Linked DNA regions of Mus musculus: regions 2 and 3 are each linked to region 1. A link is a loop called in an ENCODE intact Hi-C map of the cell type or tissue named here. Cell type or tissue: heart. All regions are shown on one strand.

What was found. Hi-C counts contacts between places; a loop is a spot of excess contacts. Peaks named below come from ENCODE experiments on the same cell type or tissue, not always from the same donor. Only the 100,000 strongest peaks of a DNase experiment are listed, where the experiment ranks them.
Region 2: a loop joins it to region 1, with 2.1 times the contacts of the local background. A loop is called at or near these places in 4 of 42 quality-filtered maps.
Region 3: it touches region 1 in a loop (2.2-fold over the local background); 4 of 42 quality-filtered maps call a loop at or near these places.

Annotation. Positions count from the first base shown.
Region 1 is chr10:121,901,168-121,909,167 of GRCm38, forward strand. The region is part of intron 3 of Srgap1 (SLIT-ROBO Rho GTPase activating protein 1); the gene reads right to left. Among named protein-coding and RNA genes, the nearest start is that of Gm51787, 73 kb to the right of the region's middle. In heart, no CTCF peak of the experiment used is centred here; DNase peaks (open chromatin) are centred at 1,724 and 3,064.
Region 2 is chr10:121,833,946-121,841,945 of GRCm38, forward strand. Srgap1 (SLIT-ROBO Rho GTPase activating protein 1) reads right to left here. Exons shown (of 22, transcript NM_001242411.1): 9 at 6,820-7,017; 10 at 6,085-6,169. Among named protein-coding and RNA genes, the nearest start is that of Gm46183, 43 kb to the left of the region's middle. In heart, no CTCF peak of the experiment used is centred here; DNase peaks (open chromatin) are centred at 3,146, 3,666 and 3,776; H3K4me3 peaks cover 479 bases; H3K27ac peaks cover 831 bases.
Region 3 is chr10:121,963,028-121,971,027 of GRCm38, forward strand. All of the region lies in intron 1 of Srgap1 (SLIT-ROBO Rho GTPase activating protein 1), which reads right to left. Among named protein-coding and RNA genes, the nearest start is that of Gm51787, 11 kb to the right of the region's middle. In heart, no CTCF peak of the experiment used is centred here; no DNase peak of the experiment used is centred here.

The sequences.
Region 1 (8,000 bases):
ACCTTCCCCCATTCCAGTCAAACCATCTTGCTCCCATTTATCACCGTCACAACAAGAAGTAATGAATTCCTTTAAAGAATATTTCAGATACCTTTAAAAATCACTTCTTCAATCAGAACAGTTTGTTGGAGAGCACAATTCTAAACTGACAAACTGAAGTCCTTCTTGTTTAGTTAGCATATACAATAACAAGCTTTTAGACCACTCCCGGACTGTCGAAGGCCATCAATATTCAGTAGGGTGTGTGTGCACCTGGGTTCTATTCCACTAAAAGCTGAAAATAGAAGAGACCCTTGACACTTAGCAAGAGTTGCAAAGTTTAAAAAAAAAAGGGGGGGGTGTGCACAGATCTTAAGGAGGTAACGACTGTTACTTTTGTATAAAAAATACTAACAAATTATACTTGCTAGGGTTAAAATGTTTTCTCTGCTCTCTGAGATGTAGATAGTTAAAGTTACTTTTCCATAGAGAGCCCCCCTAATTACTCAGAGCTCCCTAAAATCACAGGAAAGACCACTTCCTCCCATACTGGGCCTACAGGAGTTGAAATGCTACTCTGTTTGCTGATGTGTTTTGGCAGGGTTCTGGGGTTCTGATCCAAGGGGGAGAGAAAGTAATCAGAGCTGCAACTTAGCTAATGCTTGTTAGATGATGATGATGATGATGATGATGATGATGATGTGTGTGTGTGTGTGTGTGTGTATCATGTGTAGCACATTTTCTTGGATGTGCGATTTTTAAGGATGAAAATGTAAGTTTAAGACTCTCGACACTGGAGTTTTTGGTTTTGTTTTTTTAAGGATTACTACAATTGTACGCTGCACAGAGTGTCTGCAGGGCAATGACACTTTTTCCTTGAGTCAGAAATCTGATGTTCATTTGAGACCCATCCCTCTCCTCGAAGCCATAATCTGTTCTGGCTGATCAACTTTTCGTTTTTCTTTCTTTCTTTCTTTCTTTCTTTCTTTCTTTCTTTCTTTCTTTCTTTCTTTCTTTCTTTCTTTCTTTCTTTCTGGTTTTAGAGCTTTATTGTAGAAAGACAGAGAGAAAGAGAAAAGGCAGAGAGAGAGAGAGGCTGGCCATGCCCACGTGGAGAGAAGGGGGGACTGTATGCCATTAGACGTAAGAAAAACTGAATCAGGTTTCCTTGAACTGAAACCGTTTCACCTTGAGATACATTTCGGGATGGATGCCTCCTCAGTACCTTTGCCCCTGTCCTAGTTTGGTTTCTGTTGCTGGGATAAAACCATGGCCCAAAGGGGGTGGGCTTATTTCTTATCACAGTTTACAGCTCATCCAGAAGCGTCGCATGCACCCATTTTACAGAGGGAGAAACTGAGGCTTGCTGAGGCTATTCTCAGATCAGGGCTCTAGAACCCTTTATTGGCAGAGACACCCTTGGGATCTGGGTGACAAACCAGGGAAGAACAAGGGAGACACTTGTGGGGCAATGGAAACCACGCAGAGTCAAAGGGGAAGGGCTGGTCCTGAGCAGAACAGCAGGAATTCAAGCAAGAACTTGGAGGCAGGAACCGAGGGAGAGGCCATGGAGGGGGCAGCGTACTTATACAACTTGCCTAAAGGTGGCACCGCCCACAGTGGGCTGGGCCCACCCACATCAATCATTAGTGCCCCGCTGGCCAATCAGATGGAAGCAATTCCTCAGGGGCGATTCCTTCTTCCTGGAAGCCGCTAGGTTTTTCTGTGAAAGTGCTTTCTCAGGCTCTTTCTTCTGCCCAGGCTCTGTTTTCTCCCCTCTTCCTGATGCAACCGTGCAAGCTGCTCTGAATCATTCTTGCAAGTTGTTCCCCAGAGAAGAATCAGACTCTCCCTTTATAGTGACTTCATGGTTAACTCACCAATCACCATCCCCGGGCAAACTGGTGATTACAATTTAGAGTCTGAAATCAAACTGCCAACGTTCGTACTACTTTACAAAAGAAAGTAGTAAGTGTCCAGGTCTTAGGTTTTTGTTTTCCCACTGACAACGATGACGACGACGATGATGATAGTGATGATAATAATAATAATAAACAAAAGATGCTGACTAGTCTCTGTGCCACAGGGCTTATTGGGATGGTCCTTATTAAACACTGGACACAAGTTATCATACTTACTCCATTTCCCTTCTTCCCTCAGGGGAATAACGGGGATTCAGATCTGAACTCTGCCCTCCAGAGTTCTCCATCCACAGAGGATCCAGATAGGCTGGATTTGATTATTTTTCTGTTGCTATAGTAAAATGACAAATATCTGAAATTGGGTAACCGTAAAAAGGGAAAAAAAAGGTGTGTGTACAGCACACACGCACTCACACACACATACATTCACACACACACACATATATATTCACACATTCATATACATTCACACACACCTACACACATACGTATATTTACAGATACATTCACACACACATACTCACACACATGTGCACTCACACATACACTCATACACACATACTTACACACATATATATTCACACACATACACACACATTCATACACTCATATACATTCACACACTCTCACACACACTCACACTCACATATACATTCATGCACACCCATGCTCACATATACATTCACACACACACATACACAGACACATACACACACTCACATAATTCACACACACATAGTCACACACTCACATGTACATTCTTATACACACACATATTCACACACATACATTCACACATACATATACACACACATACATTCATATACCCTGTCCTCCCTCCCTCCTCCCCCCACACTCACACACAAAGGATTATTTAGCTCTGAAAGCATGAAGAACAAGTCCATTATGGCTCTGGTAAGGACGTCATGGTAGACACACCCACAGCAAGAGAGAAGAATACATGAAACGAGGGATGATATTGCAGATTAGAACCTGAAAGGGGCCAAGTCATTCTCACAGGCGCTCAGGGGTCGCATAGAACAACCTTACTCCCTTCCCTGGTCAGCTTCCCAAGGCCTAGGAACCTCTGTGCTGGCCAGATCTCTGTTACTAGAAACCTACAGGCATGTGGCCCAGAACATTCCAGAAAGGAAAGGAGACGACAGAACAAAGGGTGTAATTAATAGGAGCAATGTGACCACACTGAGTCACCCATCAAGTGACCTGTGTGGTTGGATTAATTGGCTGACTCACAAGTTTTCTGGCTGTCATAAAGGGAGTATTAAAGTAAATATATTGAGATGACCAACTCAGGAATCCTGACCTTGTGCTGAGTCAGTGTGGGAGTGAGAGAGAGAGAGGCAAAGCAGATTAAATATTTAATGAGTGCTTCAGAGGGCTTTGGTGTCTCACACTTGGTTGGTCTGAGATATAAATTCTGGGTAAAGAGGTCAGGTCATGTTTCCACAGAGTGTGTGCTTTTAACTTCCTAAACCTCATTTCGATGTCTTTATATTAATAGAGCCCTTTAATTCACATGAACTCTGAAGACAGAGTCAGAGAGTTCCTTCCAAAAACACTAATGGAGAAAACAGGGTTGGGGTTAATGGCCCGAGTCCAGCCTCAGGAAGAGTGCATCCAGGATTTCTTAAGGATTCCCCTCTACCTGGCAAGAGACATGGTTCTTCTCCCTTAAAACCAAAGCTAGAGTTGGGCACAGTCACTCATATTATAGCAACACATGGAAGGCTGAGGCAGGAGGATTACTTTGGATTTGAGGCTAGCCCTGGCTGGAGGCCAGCTCAGGAATTCATAAGGAAGACCCTATCTTGAAAAAAACATCATGAAACTCATAGCAGGCAATTATCCTCACAAGAAAGTCTCCCCCCCAGGCAGGGGGAAATTATCCTCACAAGAAAGTCCCCCCCCCAGGCGGGGGGAGAGGCTGCTTTCCTTTTGCTGAAGCCCCAAGGCCAGCAGAAGTCGGGCAGGAGACTCAGGGGAAGCCACAGTTGTGGTTCCAGGAGCAAGTCAAGGCTTAATCCTGAAGAGAGAAAGAAGTCCAGAATGTCTTCCGGAACATCTGCTGCTGGGATTGACAGGCCAGGGTGACATTGCTCAGTGACTTAGAAAAAGTCGCTCTTTGAGCGTGACAGTGTGAACCATATAGACTCAAAGTCATTTGCAATCAACCTCCCAGGCACGAACAGTCCCCGAACACACAGGTTTAATAACTCAGACTAAAATGTAAAGTTCTATTTTTATCTTTCTATCCTTTACCTCATGAGAAAAAAAATCAGCATTTCTTTTTTGGGCGGCGGGGAGATGCAAGGGAAGGGACACTCTTCACATAGAGCAGACCCACAGGTGGAGAGAGGTCAGAGGAGGCTGTGCCTGTCCCAGAGAACAGCCAGGAAGGGCCTCACAACCTCCCCTCTCCCACAGGGAACATGGAGGTTGTGAAGACCAATGGCTCCCTGAAACCCCTCCCCAGTACCTTGCGGAATGGCTACCACAGTACTCAACCTTCCTAACACTGAGAACCCTTAATATAGTTCCTCATGTTGTGGTGACCCCCAACCATAAAATTATTTTGTGACTACTTCATATCTGTAATCTTGCTTCTGTTACGAATCGTAATGTAAATATCTGATAGGCAGGCTGTCTGGTGTGCGACCCCAGTGAAAGGACTGTTGACTGAGATTGCAGCTAAAAGGTGGAGGACCGCTGGGCTGGAGGCATGGAAGAATTTCACCTCACAACTCAGTCCAGCCCCAACTGGGCTAATAAGTCACTCCTTAAGAATCTTTTTTGATTCTTATTTCCTATTTAATTTCTGCTATCTCGCAGGTATACTGCTCAGGTTTTTTGGACAGCCATTTATGTTTTTCCACAGAGTGTACCACAAGGCATGCCGCACTGTCATCCTTGGCCACTGTGCACGTCCCCTGCTCATCCTATATCTCTTCTCCCTCGTCCTTACCCCTGACTCTTTACTTACCCCATAGCATTAACCTTTAAAGATCTGTAGTCCATACCCCAGCCCAATTCTCCCTTCCAGCTACTTTAACTGCTTCATGATCTTTTTTAAATATCAAAGATCTAATATGGGCTCTCCCTTTAACCACAGTACTTTATTCCCAAGTCTAGCCTTATTGACTGAGTCTGACTATGCTCCATGCCGTCCTCCGTTATTGTCGAACAGGTATGGAAGGTAATGGGGTCTCTGTTAACTGCCAGGGACGACGCCTGCACAGTGATAAGGTCCAGCAGCCATGGACGGGTAGTGTTGAATGTTCTGCAGTTAATATTCTCAGCTGTAGCATAGGGTTTACACCAGCCGTCCTGAACTCCTGAGGAGGGATTGTTTTGAATTCCTCCTGAACTGAGGAATTATTTTCAGAACTACACATTCAACTTTATCAATCCCAATCATACTTGAATGCTGTGGAAACTCCAGATGAAAGAATATCGCTGTTTAAAATATACACCGAGCAACGAAAGGACCCCAGATATATAAATCTCAAGGCAGTAACATATGAAACAAGTACACAGAAAACAAAGACAACTTAACTTCTCCAAAAACTATGAGGTCTACAGTCCTGTGAGGGAGCTAGGCTGGCCATGGTGGAACACACTTCAAACCCTGGCGCTCTAAGAGCAGAGGCTGCTGAGTTTCTGTGGGTTTGAGGCCAGGCCAGTTTACATAATGAGTTCTGGGTTAACCTACTTAACAAGACCTTGTCTCAAAAGAGAGTGAGTTAGTTGAAATCTCAGACAGAGAACTTGAAATAATGACAGGAAAGTGTGTCAGGCACAGGCACAAACAGCTGGAAAAACAATAAGGAAGTTAATACGTTCAGCAAAGGGGCGGCTTACAATGTTAGCAGTCAACAATCAGTAGCTTCCTTAGGCAAGTGAGACTTCTAGTGAGGTAGAGGGCTGAGAAACAATTCCATTCACAATGGTCTCAAAATAACACCACCAAACAACTAAACAAAACAGGCTGCAACAAACCTCACCAAGAGCCTGTGAAGTTATCTCTTTAAAAATATTAACACACTGGAGGAAGTCACTTAGAGATAGAAATACCTCATAGTGTGGCCGTGGATTGGCAAGATGAAGACTGTGAAAACAGCCTTGTACCAACTCTACCAAGAACCGCCACCCCAGCCAAACACGAACTCAGTGCTTCAAAATAAAATAAAAATAAAAGACAAAATAATCTTAAACTTTATTGGGGAGCACAAGAGACCCTGAATCCTCTAAAAAGTTCTGGGCAAAGGGAATATACTGTGGAAGGTACCACCACATCTGATATTGAGTTATATTATGGTTGCATAGCATCGAAAACAGCATCCTAACCGCACAAAAGACATGCTAGTGACATGTAGATCAATGGAGTAGAATAGAGGACCCAGATATTAGGCCACACACCTAATTTTTGACAAAAGTGTAAACAAACAAAAGAACCCATGGAGAAAAAAAAAACAGCGTTTTCAACAAATATTGACAGAGACGTCTATGTCCATGTAGATGAAACTAGATCTTTATCTTCCATCCTGAACAATGCTCAACTCTAAATGAATCGAGGACCAGAGACGAAGACAGGCTCCTCAAGACCACATAGTTTGTTTATAAGCTATAAAGAAATCCAGCTGGAGCTGGTCTGAAACTGCTTCGCTGCAGGCTTGCTCTCATAGCGCTGTAAGGGTCTATTCAGGCCAGAAGGGGTAAAAGTCATAACAATATCATCAAGTAGTGCACACTGAAAGTTATAATTCCAACCTTCCAGGCAAGATGCATCCGCAACGACAATAGTGACATGACAGTTAGGTGTAGCCAACTACTTTCTAGTTGCATTTGAAGGCTACTAGACATGAGGGAATTTGTGTCTGGTACTATAAACCTCATTGTCTTAGTTCCATTTCGGTTTCTGTAGTAAAATACCCTGACCCAAAGCAACTTAGAGGAACAGAGGACTTACTTCAGCTTTCAATTCCAGGTTACATCTCATCATTGTGGGGAAGTACAGTCATGAACTTCAAATAGCTAGTCACAATCCACAAGTAAGAGCTAAGAAATGCATGCCTATATATTGCTTGTTTGCTTGCTCATGTCAGCTCTATTTCTCCATTTTTGTATAGTTCAGGCCCCCCTGCTTCGGGAACGGTGCAGCCTCCAGTGGGCTATGTTTTTCCAAGTCAATTAACTTAATTAAGTTAATTCCAGACAGACATGCCCACAGCCCAACACAATGTAGATAACCCCTCATTAAGACTCTTTTCCCAAGTGATTCTAGTTTGTGTGGAGTGAACAAAGCTAACCACCCCAGTGGCCAGAAGTCCATGGAGAAGTAGGTCCTAGTTTCTAGCGGAGACCATGGTACTGTGATTTTGCTAAGTAGACATGTTATCAAACTGCCCAATAAATATTTATGTTCATATCCAAGGATCAGCACCATTTTCAACCTTGGCTGGAGAAGTTTCGTTTTACACTGGGCAGAAGCTAATGCGGAGCCTCATAGCTGGTCAAAGGAGTGAGAGTGATTGTTAACTGCTCATCCCGAAATGAGCCATCTGCAGCCTTTCTATTCCCCCTTCCGCAGAAGGGGTGTGTGTAGGGAGATTATACGTGCTGGAAGAGTGGTGGAAGTGGAGACCAAATGCTGACTTCTGGACACGATACGACCCGTACACCCATGAACTCACAGTATCTACGGCTTCTACATGAGATCAAGCCAATAAGAACGGCCAACATTCCAGAGGGCAGCAGTAACTAGACCCAGTAGGTTACAGAGAGTGTGAGAGTGAGGGACAGAGATAGACAGAAAAGAGAAGAGGGCTGGTACCCAGGAGAGAGGTAGAGAGTGAGGTAGGATATGATCAAGATGCAATGTATAAATGCATGAAATTGCTAAAGAATAAAGTATATTATAAAACATTTAATAATGTTTAGTATTATGTTCTTTTATCTGCTATGTAGAACACTATCATATGTAAAGGTATGAACATATGTAGTCTATAGGTCATATGCAGTGGTATGAACATATGCAGTTTATAGGCCTGTTCCCTCTATTTTAAGTCATTGGGACATGAT
Region 2 (8,000 bases), 67 kb before region 1:
ATTATTATTATTATTATTATTATTATTATTATTATTATTATTATTATTTGCTTAGAAAGAGACTGAGCACATAAGAACATGACCCGTCCCAGCACTTGTTAATATAGTGTGGCCCTGGCAGTAGGGTTGAGGTTTATTTTAGTGACAGATCTGAAGTTCCAAGTACTACATACACTCCCTTAAAAAATGTGGCAGTTGGGGTGGGGATGTAGCTCATTGATAGAGCACTTGCTGAGTGGTCAAGAAGCTGTGAGTTCAATCCTCATCACACACACACACACACATACACACACACACACACGATAGATAAGAATCATCTTGTTTATCTTGTTTGCAATTTAAGAAATAATTAGTTGGTATATCTGAGCAAAAGTAGAAAAATTTCCAGGTCCTAAGGTGTTTTACCAATCATCTGTTTCTGTAGCATCGGACCACATAAAGTGATTAGGCCGGGCTCTCCACACTCACAGATCTGTAATTTTGGTTTTTAATTGTGTGCATGCACACACAGACATGCACACAGACACACACACATGCATGCACGTGCACGCACACACATAGGCACATACAGACACATCGAGACATTCACATGCACACATACACGCAGACACATGTACACACACATGCATGCACACTCGCGTGCGCGCGCGCGCGCGCGCGCGCACACACACACACACACACACACACACACACAAAGCTAAGTTTCTGGGTGGGGGAGGCGGTTTAGTTGGCAAAGTGTCTGCCATGAAGCACGAGAGCTTGAGTTCAGATGCCAACTTCCATGTAAACCTGAGCGTCTGGCACATGTCTCTGACCCCAGTACTTGGTAGGGTAGAGACACATAACTCTCTGACGGTCTCTGGTCAGCCAGCCTAGCAATGTGGTGAGCTTCTTACCTAAGTGAGAGATCCTGTCTCTAAACCATAGCGCAGCATGATCCAAGAATGACATTGTGTGCCGACCTCTGAGGCGCGTGGGCAGGCATGCGTGGTCACCTGCATGCACATGTGCACACGTGCACACCCACACTCAAACCTAACTTTTGTTTTCCCTTTGGAAAACCCTGGTGAACAATCCTAGAAGAAAGGAATGGATCCCAGTGTATGCCTTTATCTGCCTAATATGCCTAAGATAAAATGCAAAATAATGAAAGATGCAATTAAAAACCAAAATTACACAGATGTGTCAATATGCAAATTAATACACATTTAAGCTGGGGAGCATGGTCTAATCGTTTCTATGTGGTTTGATGGAGAGAAACCACGATGACTGATGATTGCGAAAAGTAAAACATCCAATAACCTAGAAAATTTGCGATTTTTTTGTTGTTCAGACATCCCAACTAATTATTTCCTAAATTGAGAACAAGATAAACAAGATGATATCTATCATTTTGCTTTCATTGACGGTTAATAGTATGAGATAAGAAATTAAAAACCTAGCCGGGCAGTGGTGGCGCACACCTTTAATTTTAGCACTTGGGAGTAGAGGCAGGTGGACTTTTGAGTTTGAGGCCAGCCTGGTCTACAGAGTGAGCTCCAGGACAGCGAGGGCTACACAGAGAAACCCTGTCGCAAAAAACAAAAAACAAAAAACAAAAACAAAAAAAAGAATTAAAAACCTACATTTTGAATAATGAGCTGAGAGTCAGGAGATAACACTCCTCAATGTGTCTCAATTGATGAATGAGGTCTTGTTTTTGTTTTTTTTTTTTTTTGAGACAGGGTCTCTCTGTAAATCCCTGGCTGTCCTGGAACTCACTTTGTAGACCAGGCTGGCCTCAAACTCAGAAATCCGCCTGCCTCTGCCTACCAAGTGCTGGGATTAAAGGCGTGAGTCACCACGCCCCGGCTGAGATCTTATTTTCAAATCAGCATTGTCATTAATGGATCAAGGAAGGAAGAATCACCGTCCAAAAGAGATGTCAATGTGTCCAGTGGTCTGGAGGCTTAGGTTTCAATCACTTTCTCTGGAAGCTTATTATTTAATTATTATAAAAAGTAAAGGACCCCTACCCCTATCCCATATAAGCCACTTGGATAGGAAAAAAACCCCAGGTTTAATTTTTTTCTTGGTTAAAAACAACTCTTTGGACTATTCTTTCAGGCATGAGGGAGTGTTGTTGAGATAGAGATCAGCCTTGCTCAGTATCCCAGGCTCCTTGTCCATCCTCCTGCCTCTGCCTCCCAAGTGCTTCTTTGGTTTCCCTTCCATTTGACTTCAGAATTGTGACGTGAATTACTTTTTGAATTTAAATGCATGTTATTTAAAATGAAGGCTGTGGACAACTTGAGGTAAGGGGGAAAAAAGGTAGAGAATAATATTTAAAATGTATCTATCTTGACCTGGACAGAGGTACCTTTGACTTGTTCCCTAATGAGGACTGATAAAGAGCTGGTGGCTATCCTTCCCAGCCCGTTTTCTTTCTGAACGCCATAGTCTACTGTGGTGCGTTTGTAAAAAGACATAATTATCCACAATCCAATTATCTTTTGAAAGAATATTTGTACTCCTACTCAAAGACAGACAATGGATTATTCCAAGATAACCTACTTAATTCCTTTGTCAAAAAAAAAAAAAAAAAGTCATGCCTAGGACAAGAAACAATGTAACAGAGAGCTTGGCTCCCACTGTCACATTTTTCTGTGCAGTGAAATTGTACAGATATTTCCACCCTCTTACTTCCAAATACCTCACACAAAGAACCTGATATGAACAGGAAGGCTCGTTACTAGATTTAAAACAAAACAAAACGAAACAAAAACCGGTGTCCCAGTTTTATACCTAGGTATCTCATTTACTGTGGCCGATTTACTTCCATTCAGAAAGAAATGACATCCCTGAAGAGCCAGCAGCCTTGTTGGCATGAGAAAGAAGAGGTGACTTTGAGAGCCCGTGCGTCTCTTTCTATTTCGGTACCTTTTAAAGCCTCGGGATTCTGAGTTTAGAGAACGCCGCTTTAAGAGTCTGATCCAGTTGCTTCGCTGTGTTGTAAATCAAAGAACTGACGGGGCCCACTGGTAGCCTGCCAAGAACGGGCAGCAAGGCGGGCCAAACACATGTCTGTCGTTAGAGTTTCATCTGTGGACGATCAACTGCTAAATCCCTGGGCTAGGCTCCATTTGTTTTACGATGAAGGCAGCTTTTGCAGCATTAAGTCTGGGAGGATTCAGAGGTATTGCTATCCGAAATGTCAAGCCTGTCCCCACCACCACTTACCTCTGGACTACTGACCTCACTTAAGCAGATGGGACTTGGATTCCTTCCTAAGAGATCACCATGGGACTGCTTTTCCATGGGGCAGGCGCCGTTAACTTGGTTAAGCCTTCTCTGTTGTAAGTCTACTAACACTGAACAGGGCTCTCGTGGAAAGCCAGCGGGTTTATGAGGGGTGAACATTTTAAAAGGGAGGCGTCTCTCTCATGCTCAGCCTTTCTTGGAGGGTTAAACCCAGCAGCAGTGAGTGGCCAGCAGCTGATGGACTGTCAGGCTGCCAGAAGTTACTGCGTTAAGAGCCGCAGAGGTCGGTACTCAAGTCTATGCTACTCTGACGAAAACCACCCAGGTCCCTTCCACAGACTTTACTGAGTGTAACGAAGCTATGTCATGGGGACACTGGAGCTCACTGAAAGAAATTCCAAGACAAAGGAATCCTGGCTTGGTGTTGACAAGGTATGATGGCTTTACACAGTGTGGCTAAGGACAGCCTTTGGCAAACGGTCTCAGACTACAGGCCAAAATGTAGCCCGATCCAAGAGTGACATGGAGAATAACATTAACCAGTGTGGCTTTTCTCTCTAGGAGACATAAAAGAATGTATGCTGAATGCCGACCATAAAAGCTGCAGAGCGTGGCTCCGGGCCACATTAACGCTTGCCTGCTTACAGTGCCAGGAGGTGAGCACATCCTCATGGCACAGAGCCCCCAGTCCCACCAAGTCCACAGTGGCTCTCAGGCGTGGAGGGAGCACTTTGGTGCCTGAGAGCATTTAAAGCATTTTTTCACACGAGGAGAAGTCATCCTCTGGGGGCAGCAAGGGACCTCGAGGGCATTGCTGAATATATCAGGTGCTTGTAGAAAATGGGAGGAAAAAGGGAGTTTATTATGAGAAACAGGGGTGTAGGACACGGGTATTTAAGAAAACTATTCAAAGGTAAAGCTTAAGTATAAAGTTTTAACCTACAGAAGAGACCAAAGAACAGTACAAGAAATACCCTGATCACCTTTACTGAGATTGCATAATTGTCTGTCTGTCTGTCATCTGTCTCTCTGTCCTTTAGAAAATCCCGAGCCATGCCACGGGGAAGTAAGTTCCAGACATTGTGGCAATTTTAATTTTTTTTTAAATTTAAGAATATAGACATTCTTCTTCTTCTTTTTCTATTTTTTTTGCAGACATTCTTCTTTATAACCACAGTATCATTATAACAGAGGAAAATTAAGTCAATAATATTTAACCTATAGATTATATCCATTTCCTATTATGCTCAAAATGGCCTTTATAAGTTGTGCCTTTTGATTCAGACTTTAGTTAAAGTTGACACACTGCATTGGGTTATTATTATCTTTTTAACAGTTAAGTCCCTCCCACTTTTTTCCTTCGGTACGATTGTCTTTCAACTTGAAGGCTGGGGAACCCCGAGGACACACATGACAGCTTTTTCCTTATGGCCATTCTCTAAGGATGAGGGGTTCTTAGGGGAGAACCGTAAGGTAAGGTAAGGTGGATAAACTGCTTTATGGGCAAGAAAGTTTCCAGAATGGTGGGTGGCAAGAACTCAGGTACAGGATGGGAATCTCTTAAAAAAAAAAAAGGATTTAATTATTTTTATTTTATGTGCATGAGTGTGTTGCTTGAATGTATGTGAATCAGTCTCTCTCTCTCTCTGTGTGTGTGTGTGTGTGTGTGTGTGTGTGTGTGTGTGTGTTTCCTAAAGAGGCCAGAAGAGGGCATCGGATTCCCAGGACCCTAACTCAGACCCCAACAAGTATTCATAATGGCCTAGCGAGCCACCTCTCCAGCTTTGGGAGTCTCTTTTGAATTCAGCCATTCACACACCTCCACCTCGACCTCCCCTCCCCCACCCCATTCTGCGGTGTTCTCTTTCATTTCTTACAATGCCCAGAAAGATCTAGTATGAACAGAAAACCGAAGCTTTAGAACTTCAGACGCTAAAGTAAGCCATGGCTTTGCCTATGTGTATTCATTTTTCCTTTTACATTTCTATGAAGACAGAGAAGTAATGATGTTTGTGTAGCCCCCTCTGTTTGCAGTGCACACCCCCTCACCTCCAGTCTCCCCCAGAAAGATGAGGAAACGTAGCAGGGCCCGATTGAGAATACAGTTCAGAACAACACATGGCTCTGAGAATGCTTTGTAAGTATTCGGTGCTATTGTTTCTGTAACCAGACACTGCAATGCATATATATGTGTGTGTGTACATATACACACATATTTATATATATACACAGACATATATGTACATATATCACATATATATATGTATATATACACACATCTATCTATCTATCTATCTATTTATCTATCTATCTATCTATCTATCTATCTATCTATCTATCTATCTATCTATCATTCTATCTCTATATCATACATATTCTATTAGATCATATCTCAACTACCAACAATACTTAATGAAGAAAAGAAGTTTGCTCAGACTGGACAAACTGGTTTCGACAATCCCAAAGGGCAACAGGGCAACAGATGGGACAGGTACCAGCCCCCTCACATGGACAGGGTGAGGTGAGAGGACAAAGAAGCCCAAGGCAGAGGCAGCAGAGACTGGGGTTGGTACTTGTGGGCCCCTGCTTGAAGGAACCTCCACTCCTGAGTCACACATCTTCCCTGACTTTACCTCCCAGATTAAAACGGCTTCTGTGACAACACAATCATCGGGAAACTCGCATCAACTGAAATTTTACGACAACTGAAATCTTAACGTAGGGCAGCACTGTCGATTTCCAGGGCCTCACACTCACACAGACATACTTCACGCTCTTCACAGAACACCCACGATACGACACACACAGGCCAAATCGCTTCCCCATTCGCTCCCCGTACTCGACCTTCTCCAAGAGTCCTCTGCAGCAAGTCATGCTTAGCCTGCAGCTTTGTGATGAGGTTACTGCCTTCCAGGAACTCTCGAAGTTTCTGCAAAAAGGCAAGGTAGAAACTTAAAACCTCCCAGTGTCAAGAAACTTCCCAGAGGGGACAATAAACCCCGCTGCTTTATCTGTCTGTCTCCTCGAATCCCGGACTCAAGGTGTAATCTCTAGTCTAGTGGTCTCAGCCTTCTCCTGAGAACCTGTTGGACATGCAGGCTCAGGACTCCTCCTCCCTAGTCCTGTTGAAACAGGCTGCATTTTAGCAAACTCCCCTGTGGTGTGTATAGACAGAGCCTGGACTCAAGGGAAGTAACTGTGTGTAAGCCCTGGAGGGCTGGGTTCAGGGTGTGCCAGTAACCCTAGCACTAGGGTGGGGAGAGAAACAGGAAGATTCTGGGTGCTCACTGGTTCAGAGAGAAATCTGTCTCAAAAATAAGATGGAGGAGCAACCCAAAAAGCCATCTTCACTGTGCTGTATCTCCCCCCCTCCCCCCCCCAGCCAGTTTTAGAGAGGTCCTAACTCCTAAGCTCTACCCAGACAGGCTGAATCGGGAACTTTGAGGGTACTCTGGTGACCCTATTTTAAAACCAAGGCCTCCAGAAGACGCTGGCATCGTTAACTATATAAAAGTACCCTGGGGAAGCGGTGGTCCCAGGCTCTGTCAAGAGAGGCTGGGGAGCAGGGAGTGGACGCACCATGAAGTAGAACTGCTCCGTTTCTTGCTGGTTGGCTCGTCTCTTGGCGATGCTGGGTTTACTCAGGTAGGTTTCTGACACAGTGGACTTCACAGACTCTGTGGATCGGCTGTGCTGGAAACACTCAGACACATCATAGTCCTCAATGGTGACCATATCTTGGATCGTCTGGAGGGTGGCTTCTGTCGTTTTCTTGACCTGGGGACAGAAATACATTTCACTTGTTAACACACTCTTCTGAGAACCCCATGCTACTCCACGAGAGTTGGTCTTGTAGGGAGAGGTTACTTTGGACCGTAGTAGTGAGATGCCAAATCTTTTAAAGTTCAGATTCCATTTTAAATTTGAATTCAGTTAAGCTAAGAGGCTGGTACCTTAGTGTGGGAAGCCGTTGCAGAGTGGCAGTTACAGAGTGGCAGTTGCAGAGTGGCAGTTACAGAGTGGCAGTTGCAGAGTGGCAGTTACAGAGTGGCAGTTGCAGAGTGGCAGTTACAGAGTGGCAGTTGCAGAGTGGCAGTTGCAGAGTGGCAGTTGGCTACTGCTGGCCACCACACATACATAGGCAGTAAATGTTCTTTTGCCAAGATGAGGTTTTGAGAATTAACCAAAGTTAACCAATCAGATGAGAGACAAGTTAACCAATCAGATGAGAGACAAGTTAACCAATCAGATGAGAGAGAACGCCTCTCCTAGGCCTATATAAGCAGCACCAGTTCTGGGCTTGGGGTCACTTCGCCTCTGCAATCAAGCTCTCCCAATAAACGTGTGCAGAAGGATCCTGTTGCAGCGTCGTTCTTGCTGGCCAGTCGAGCGCGCGCAAGACCTTAGTTTCCAAGTCCCCCCCCCACGCTTTGCCCCCCCCCAAACAAAACCTGAGCCTAGCTCCAGTCTCTAGGCTAATCCCCAACAAGACCAATGTTTCCAGGTTATACCCCCAACAAACCTGCACCCATGTTCCAAGCCCACCCCCTGCCTAAGGACCACCAAAGCAGAAGGGAGCAGAAGCTAAGTCTATGATCTAACTCCAGCAGCAGCCAATCATGTTAAAGGCCACGGCAGCTTTCCAATGAGTTGCTTGCACACACATTCCCTGCTTGCTGCTTACTATAAAGCCTTGCACCGATGGACAATCAGGGCTCTCCTACCACCAAAACTGTCCTGTGTGATGGTGGTACATTGGG
Region 3 (8,000 bases), 62 kb after region 1:
CTGTGTCAGGGTGTCAGATCCCCTGGAACAGGAGTTAAACAGTTATGACCTGCTATGTGGGTGCTGGGAATCAAACCCAGGTCCTCTAGGAGAGCAGCCACTGCTCTTAACCACTGAGTCATCTCTCCAGGCCCCACAATTCTTATTCTTTGTGGTTGCAAATTAGCGGCAAGAACGCTGTCCAACTTTCGATAACCATTAGTTTTTCTGGATCTACGGTTTCTGGAACACATTCTGAATTCAATAACCAAGGGAATGAAGTCACTAGACCATCTAGTCATAGAGGCCACTAGTCCTACCTGCACACATGAATAAAGACACCTACTGTGTGCTAATCCAATCAAAAGCCAAATAGAGTAAGAATTTGGTTGGGCCCTTCCAGTCTTTGGGTGCTCATCTAAGCAAATCAACAAACAAGATGATCTACTCACTACCATGTTATAAGCTGAGTGCAAAGGCAGCACAGGCAGGGTAGAGAAGCAAGCAGGACGTGAGACACCTGCTGCAGAAGGAAGAGATGGAGGGAGGGTGGAGAAGGCAGGCTGTTCCTTTGAAGGGGGAAGGAGTGGCATTACATAAGGAACATTCTGGAATGGATCGTTGTTTGCAATTATCAGCCTCAGTCAAGGCTTCCTTCATACCTCGGATGTCCCTGCTACCTAGTGGAATGCCAGCAGTTCTGCATAGTCCGAAGGCTCGGAGAGCTTTTATTGCAGGGAAACTCACTTTGGTTAAGTTGGTATGCTCTGGGATGAAGGGAGGTCAGGGGCAGACACAGAAGGAAGCAACCTTTGTAGAGACTTGATAAGGGTCTACCCAGAAGCCCCTGGGAGAGAGTCAGAAGCAGGCCTTGTGCTGGTGACATGGGGCCACCTGTGTACGGTGGACTATGCATGTCTGAATCCAAATAATAGCCAAAGATAGAGAGCTGACTTACACAAAATGCAAAAGACTTGCGCTAGTCTCCCAATCCCTTAAAGTGGGAGAAGTTAGGGGGGAAAATCAGTATTAAGATATAGTGAGGTGACAAAGAACAGATCTCAGAGGATTAGGGTTACTGGGGGCAGAGGGCAGATCAATCTGGTTTCGTTCTTCATATACGAGTATTTAATGGCGTCTCTGACACTTGGTGTTTTCCAGAAGGGTAAATGGGGCAGGCAGAAAGGAGCAAGGCTTATGAGGTTGAGGGGTTTTATTTCGCTCTTCCTTGGAGAAGATATGTCTCTCTTTCAGCGAGTCTATTCACATTCTAGCCAGCTGCAAAACAGGGTTGAGAGCCAAGTCCCCCCTGCCAAAGTTCACTCTTTAGACCGGCAGCCTGCGGCCTGATAACCAGTTAGGCACAACACAATCCCTGCCTTTGGGTGGGAAACAGAGGCACCATTGTTTGGGGATACATGTTCAAGTTTAACTCGTCTAGAATTATGAAATTCAAAACAAGGGCTATTAGGTTCCACTGGTATCGGACTGAAGGGAGCGTCTGTGCCAATGCAGCCGCCTTTATTCCCCCTTAGCCCCCACGCCCAAAGACTATTTGGATTTCGCCTTGGTAATGGCCAAGAGAAAAAATTGTCAGTAACTATGACTACTCAGAAATCGAAAAAGTATCTCGAAGCCATATGATTCCTTATGTTGACCTATTCCATTTCTAGAATATGCACTGTTCTTTAAAATCAAGATATCTGGTATAAGGTTTCCTAGAAACTAACTGCTCAAAAATGAAAAGCCCATATCTAGCACCAACCTGAGACGTAAGGGACATATGGAAAAGCAGAAGTGAGAAATTACCCTCTGCTCAAATCAAAGGCCTTTGCTATTCTCTGATAAGAAATATGTATTTAGGGAAACTGGATAGGTTATGTTTATCTACTCATTCAACCCATACATGAGAACCGCCTTCCATTTATGGGAGGGCATGCTGGTTCCATCCATCATCGTGACCCGCCCCCTGCCTCCCCCCCCCCCCACGCTCAGACTCCACTTACAGTCTTGTGGCAATATGAAATATAAGAGGAGGACTGAAAAATGAAACATACAAGTCCCAAAGTGGGAAAACACAGATATGGGGAAGGGGGAGGGGGATGTACTCAGATTAGGCCCAGGTGCCACCTTATCAATGGGATACCACTGTCCATCCATATCTAACAAGATGGCCGGGTGTCAGATGCTTGTCTGCAGGAGACACTGATTATCTGTACATGGAGCAGAAGAGCCTTATTTGGAAGAAGGAAAGGGTCAGGGATGGACTCTGGAAGAAGAAAAACACCAAGGTCAAAGATGGTCTTCCGGGAAGTTTTCCCCAGATCACAACAGGAAGGGAAGGAGACTAGGCCTGAGAAGATGAAAGGCAGAGAGGGTGCTGACCCTGGGATCTAAAGGAGAAAACGGGACCGGGTCTCCTCCGTTGCTGACTTTGTAGTATAAAGACCTGTAAGAACTAGATAACTTAGGACAAGAGAGACTAGGTGGTATTTTTCAGTTGAAAATATTGTTTATATTGCTGAAATCATGTCTGCAGAATAAACTACAAAACCATGAGATCATTTCAATAAGTGCAAAAAAAAAAAAAAAACTTTTGACAAAACTCAGTACAAAATCAGAGTACTCAAGAATGGAAGGAAAGTTGTGTGACCTCACAATGGGCAGCAAGGGAATTATGGACAGCTAAGTCTAACGACAGAACGTTATCCTTGGGATTACAACTGCTCATCACCTCTAGTCAGCAGTCAGCTAGATGCCAGACCAACAAGCTAAAGGAGTTCAACTAGCCAAAAATATTGAAAAACAAAGTTGAAGGATTTTATGTTACCTATCACACGACTTATTATTATAAAGCCATAACTAATCAATGAAGTATGGTGTCCTCTGAAGAGAGATATACAGATCCATGCAATGCAAAAGAGTCGAGAAACGGTCCCAGGCACAGTCCATTTATTCTTAATACAGCTTCAATAAATAGAGAAAGGCCTTTTAAACAAGTAGTCCGGAACAACATGTACCTGTGTCCATTAAAAAAAAAAAAAGCAAACCCTTAGTGAACATCACAAATGAAAATTAACTGAAAAGTGGGTCACAGAACTAAATATAAGAGCTGAAACATTAAAGCGTTTCAGGGAAAAGAAGAAAATGGAATGACCTTGAGCAAGGATAGGCAAAGTGAGGCCACAACGAGCTGCTACGGCACAGTCACCCTTAACATTGGCTAGCACGTTAAGGAACCAACATGCTGAAGCCTTAAGGATGTGGAACAAACGTAACCACTGACTTCCGGTTAGGATGCAAAAATGCTACTGCTTTAAAAACCTTGGAAAATTCTTATAAAGTTAAACCAGCCTGGTGGCTCAGCCGCTACACTCCTGGGTATCTGAAAGAAATGAGAGAGGCTTTCTACATCACAGCGTGCACATGAGATGGCCATACTACCTTTCTTTGGAGTCATAAAAACTGCAAACAATTCCATCAGATCGTAATGGGCCTACTAAGTGCAAACAATTCCATCAGATCGTCATGGGCCTACTAAGTGCCTGTCCTCCCTCAGCCCCCACTCCCTCACATCCCCGACACTGATGGTAACTACTGTATGGTCTCTCTCTCTCTCTCTCTCTCTCTCTCTCTCTCTCTAACCCTCAGGAAATAAATACAAACTGATACAGTGAAAGAAGGCAGATCAAGGTTGCCTGGGAAGACAGGTCTGGGGAATATAAAGGAAAGGATTCCAAAAGATCATGAGGTAGGAGCCTTCCCACTAGGTGGGCTCAGAGGTAGACATGCGTCTGAACTTACCAGATCGCATACTGTGAATAGGATTTACTGTGGGCCAATGGCTCTGTAAGAAAACTATACAAAAGGCAAGAATTGCCACATCGAAAGAGACATTACTAAGGCCAATGTGAGGGTGGCAGCAAGCGCATCAGGATAAGGAAGAAATGGAACTTGGACCTTCCCCACTGTGCCGATTGACTCTGCTCTTCATAACAAACCTCCATTCCGTGACACAACTCAGGGCAAAAGAACACAGCAGGTATTTGCAGTCAAATATCCATCAAGGTGATTATAGCAAACAACAACAACCAAACAACAAGCAAAGAAAACAAAACAAAACAACAAACAAACAAACAAACAACAAAACCAAACAAACAGACAAAAACAATAACAAAATTTTTCCAAGACTAGACACCAGGGAGAGAGTACCAGACAGAAAGTGGCACCAATGGGTACGCAGGTCTCTTGCTCTGACACAAAGGTCCTCAATCCGGCAGCTGCCAGGGGTGTTGTCTGAAGGATCATCTCTCCTCAGAAACTTACCTGGCTAAAGGGGACCCCGCCCCTGAGATTCTGCCCCTGGCTATGGACATTCCAGTCCCAGTTCCCCTGTGATATCAATTCAATCCTCTTAGGGTGTGTCAGTCCCAAAGGATTCCCCCATAAAATACTTGTGCACAAAATTCCGGTTTTCTAAGGAGCGAGACCTAAGTTATCCGTCCCCCTAAGGTAACTTACTTTAGGAAACTGAACGTCCCTGGGAACGAAAGCTTATTGGAGAATCAGAGACAGAAAGAACCAGAGAAATGAAGAGAAATGAACTGTCGTTATTAGGACTGATAAGCAATAACAGCCAAGTCCACAAAATCAGTGTGTGTGTACATGTGTGTATCATGAGGACGTATTCCGCAATGCTCACATCACGCTCTCCCTTCAGTGATAAAACTCCTCCCAGTTTTGAGACCTGAAAGGTCAGCTTGCTGAGCTGCTGGCCCCTGGAGAATTTCCTATTAACACTAATGTCAAGAAAGAGTTAAAAGTAACTGTGCTGAGTCCAGCTTTCTGCTGCCCATCAGGGAATCGGAAGAGTGGTGTTTACTAAGTTTCCTGGCACTGGGGAGGGGATAGGGGGGTGGGCTCCCTGGAACTCTGCAGGAAGTCATCTTTTCTGTCCAGATGGCTAGATTTTACAAGAAAAGGACCGGTGGTTTCTCCATGTCACCTTACAGAGAGGACAGGAGGCAGGATCCAGGAATGAGGGAATAAGGCTTGTTCCCCAGGTAGGATGACTCCAGGGTAGGGCTACAAGGAGGAGCAGGGAAGGCACCTCACTGCTCGGTCACCCGGTATGAGCCTAGGTTCCTGCCTGGTGACAAATGTAAGCTTCTATGTCTGGAGGTTTGCTGCTTTTTTTTTTTTTTTTTTAATCAGAGTGATTGGATTTTGTTCAAACTCTGGCTGTGCTTATTTCTTTTGCACATAACCAAAGGCAGCTGAAGACCGTCGGTGTCTGTCCAGTTGCACGCGTGTGAGCTCTGTTGACCTCTGTGTCTAGAAAACCATGCTGTCCTTTGCTGTGCCTGAGGTCCGACATCCTCCAGCAGGGGCAAAAGGCATAGGGTAGGCACAAGATCTGGCTCTTCATACAGAAATAGACAGTGCTCCAGTCTCAGATCCACAGAGTAAACCCTAAGGCCCGATGGAATGGTGTCTGAAGAGGAGGCCCCATGGGGACCTCCTGCTCCTTCTGTATCTGAGGCTGCACACAGAAGGGGGTTGTTAATGAGTCAGGAGGATGGGCTCATCAGACAAGCTTTTCATCTTGGACTATCTACATTCCTGTTGCTGATAAGCTACCTGGGTCTCTGGTGGCTTGTTATGGCAGTCGAAAGCCCCGGCTTTGCTACTTACAGCCACGCAAGCTTCCTATCTTAACGGTTTTCTGTACCTCTGTCGTGGCCATGGTAAAAGGCAGTGACAAAGTTGTAAGACTCTGTGGCCTTGCATCTTCCCAACAGACGGTTTGCTACTACAAATGAGAAACCGAAAATGCTCACCACTCTGTCTTCCTAATGAGCCGGGCTCAACCCCAGGACCTACCAGGTACCAAAGAGCGACTACACATCTCTGTCTGTGTTGTGTAAGTCCCCTGAGCTGACATCTTGGCTGTACAATATTTGGATATATCTGAAATGCAAACATTTCACAGACCCCGTCCTTCCAGCTCTGCATACCAACGACACACTGGTTCAAACACATCACCAGAGTGATTCACAGTCACCGTGTCGCTGCACACAGCCACCCCTCATTGGCCAGTTGGAACCTACATTTCCAAAGCCTTCAGAAGCAGCACTGTTCAAGCCAGTCACCTTTGACAGTACCCATCCCCCATGCACTGTTCCTCCAGGCGGGAGAAATACAGAATAGCTTAAAGTGTAGTTATGCTAAGTTCCTGGCACGGTGTCTCGTTCACCTGTACACACTACTCAGCTGGCTCTGAATACCAAACTCAAATGATCCTCCTGTCTTAGCGCTGAACACCTTAGACTATGGCATGGACCAATGTGCCTAGTGCTCAGTGTAAATTCCTGCCAAGAAAAGAAAAAAGATTGCTATAGTTTTCTGTAAAATGAAAGACACTTCCAATTGCTGTGCTGTGTCGATAAAACCATGTAGAAATTACGCCCTAAGAGAAAGCAGTTGTCTCTCCTAGTTCTCTAGCATGGGTCCTTCCATCAGATAATGGGTGACAGACAGCTAACTGTTCTCCTGAACCTTCGAGAGTTAAATCTAACCACACTTAGCCTAGATTTTCTGTTAAGTAGGTCCTTGTGTGCTGGGAAGGCTCCTTTTTCCTTTTTTCGTATTAAAAAAAAGATCTCTCATAGAAACTGGCCAAAATAACTTTTTTATGTATCCACTGAATTAAACAAAACTATCCACTTAGTAAACAATTTGTGACAGACACAGCCCTAATGAAAATTACCAGATAAAGGAACAAAGGGAAGGATGCTAGTGGGCGCCCACACCTGAGAGGGAATCTGTCAGAAAATCAAGGGCAGCTGTGCAAAGCATCATTTCCTGAAACGGGGACCAGAAGGGAATCCAGTTCTAGGTATTTTCAGGTTTTGGAAGACCTGCATAAATATCATGAAATCTCTAGGGGACAGGACCCAAGTCTGACCAGGAGATTCAATTATGTTTCATAGGGGCCTCGGATACATAATGGAAGCATTTTAAACAATATTTTTAGTATGCTTGTATTTTGACTGTGACCCATCACGTGAGGTCAGGTGTGGAATTTTCCACGTTGGCATCATAATGATATTACACACACACACACACACACACACACACACACACACACACACACACACACACAGCGTGCATATGGCTAATTTGTCTACCTGGAGAGTCTACCTATAAGCCATACTGTATATGGCTATTATTTGACACATCCTTTCTTTGTAATTTGAGGGCTACAACACTGTGTTTTTCTTTGCTTGCACATGTCAGTGGTGTGACTTCTAGAAACTACAGGGATACCCGTGTGCAATCCTGTGACAGCTGCTTTCAGCACCCACCCCCTTACTGTTAGCTCAAGTAATCAGGGTGCAGAGGGAGCAACTTCCAGGTTGGTGCAGTCGTTGATGGACGTGTGGGATTTGAGGACGCCTTCACTTGCTGAGGTCTATTACTAAGTACTTCTCATTCTCTATGCCGATATGCACAGCTGATTCCCAAACCTGTATTGCAGACAGGTTAAATGCAGCAAGTGTGTGTGTGTGTGTGTGTGTGTGTGTGTGTGTGTAGAAAGGGGTCATTCTATTCAATGGGTCATGTCAGTATTGTGACAGTGTGAACAGGGTTAACTTAATTTCAGCTAAATTTAAGACTCCAGGCAAGAAAATGTTGGGAAGACACTGGGGTACCTTTCTAGTCAAAACACCAACCACACAGAGAGCAGGGGTCTAGACATCTAGACTCTATGGGAGAAGGCTTCTTAAAGATGGTAATAGCTTATTGCTAAAAGGACAGCATTGGTGAAATCTAAGTAAAATGCTAAAACAACATGCCAATGACTGTGAGAGAAAACTGCACGAACATCAGGCCCAGGGCATTTAGCTTATTGATTAACCATGGATCCACGATTCGCAGACATTCCCCAGATACCTTCCGGATGAGCTGATGTCAGGGCTGATGGGCCTCACTGATAATCGAGAAAGCCCTATGTTACT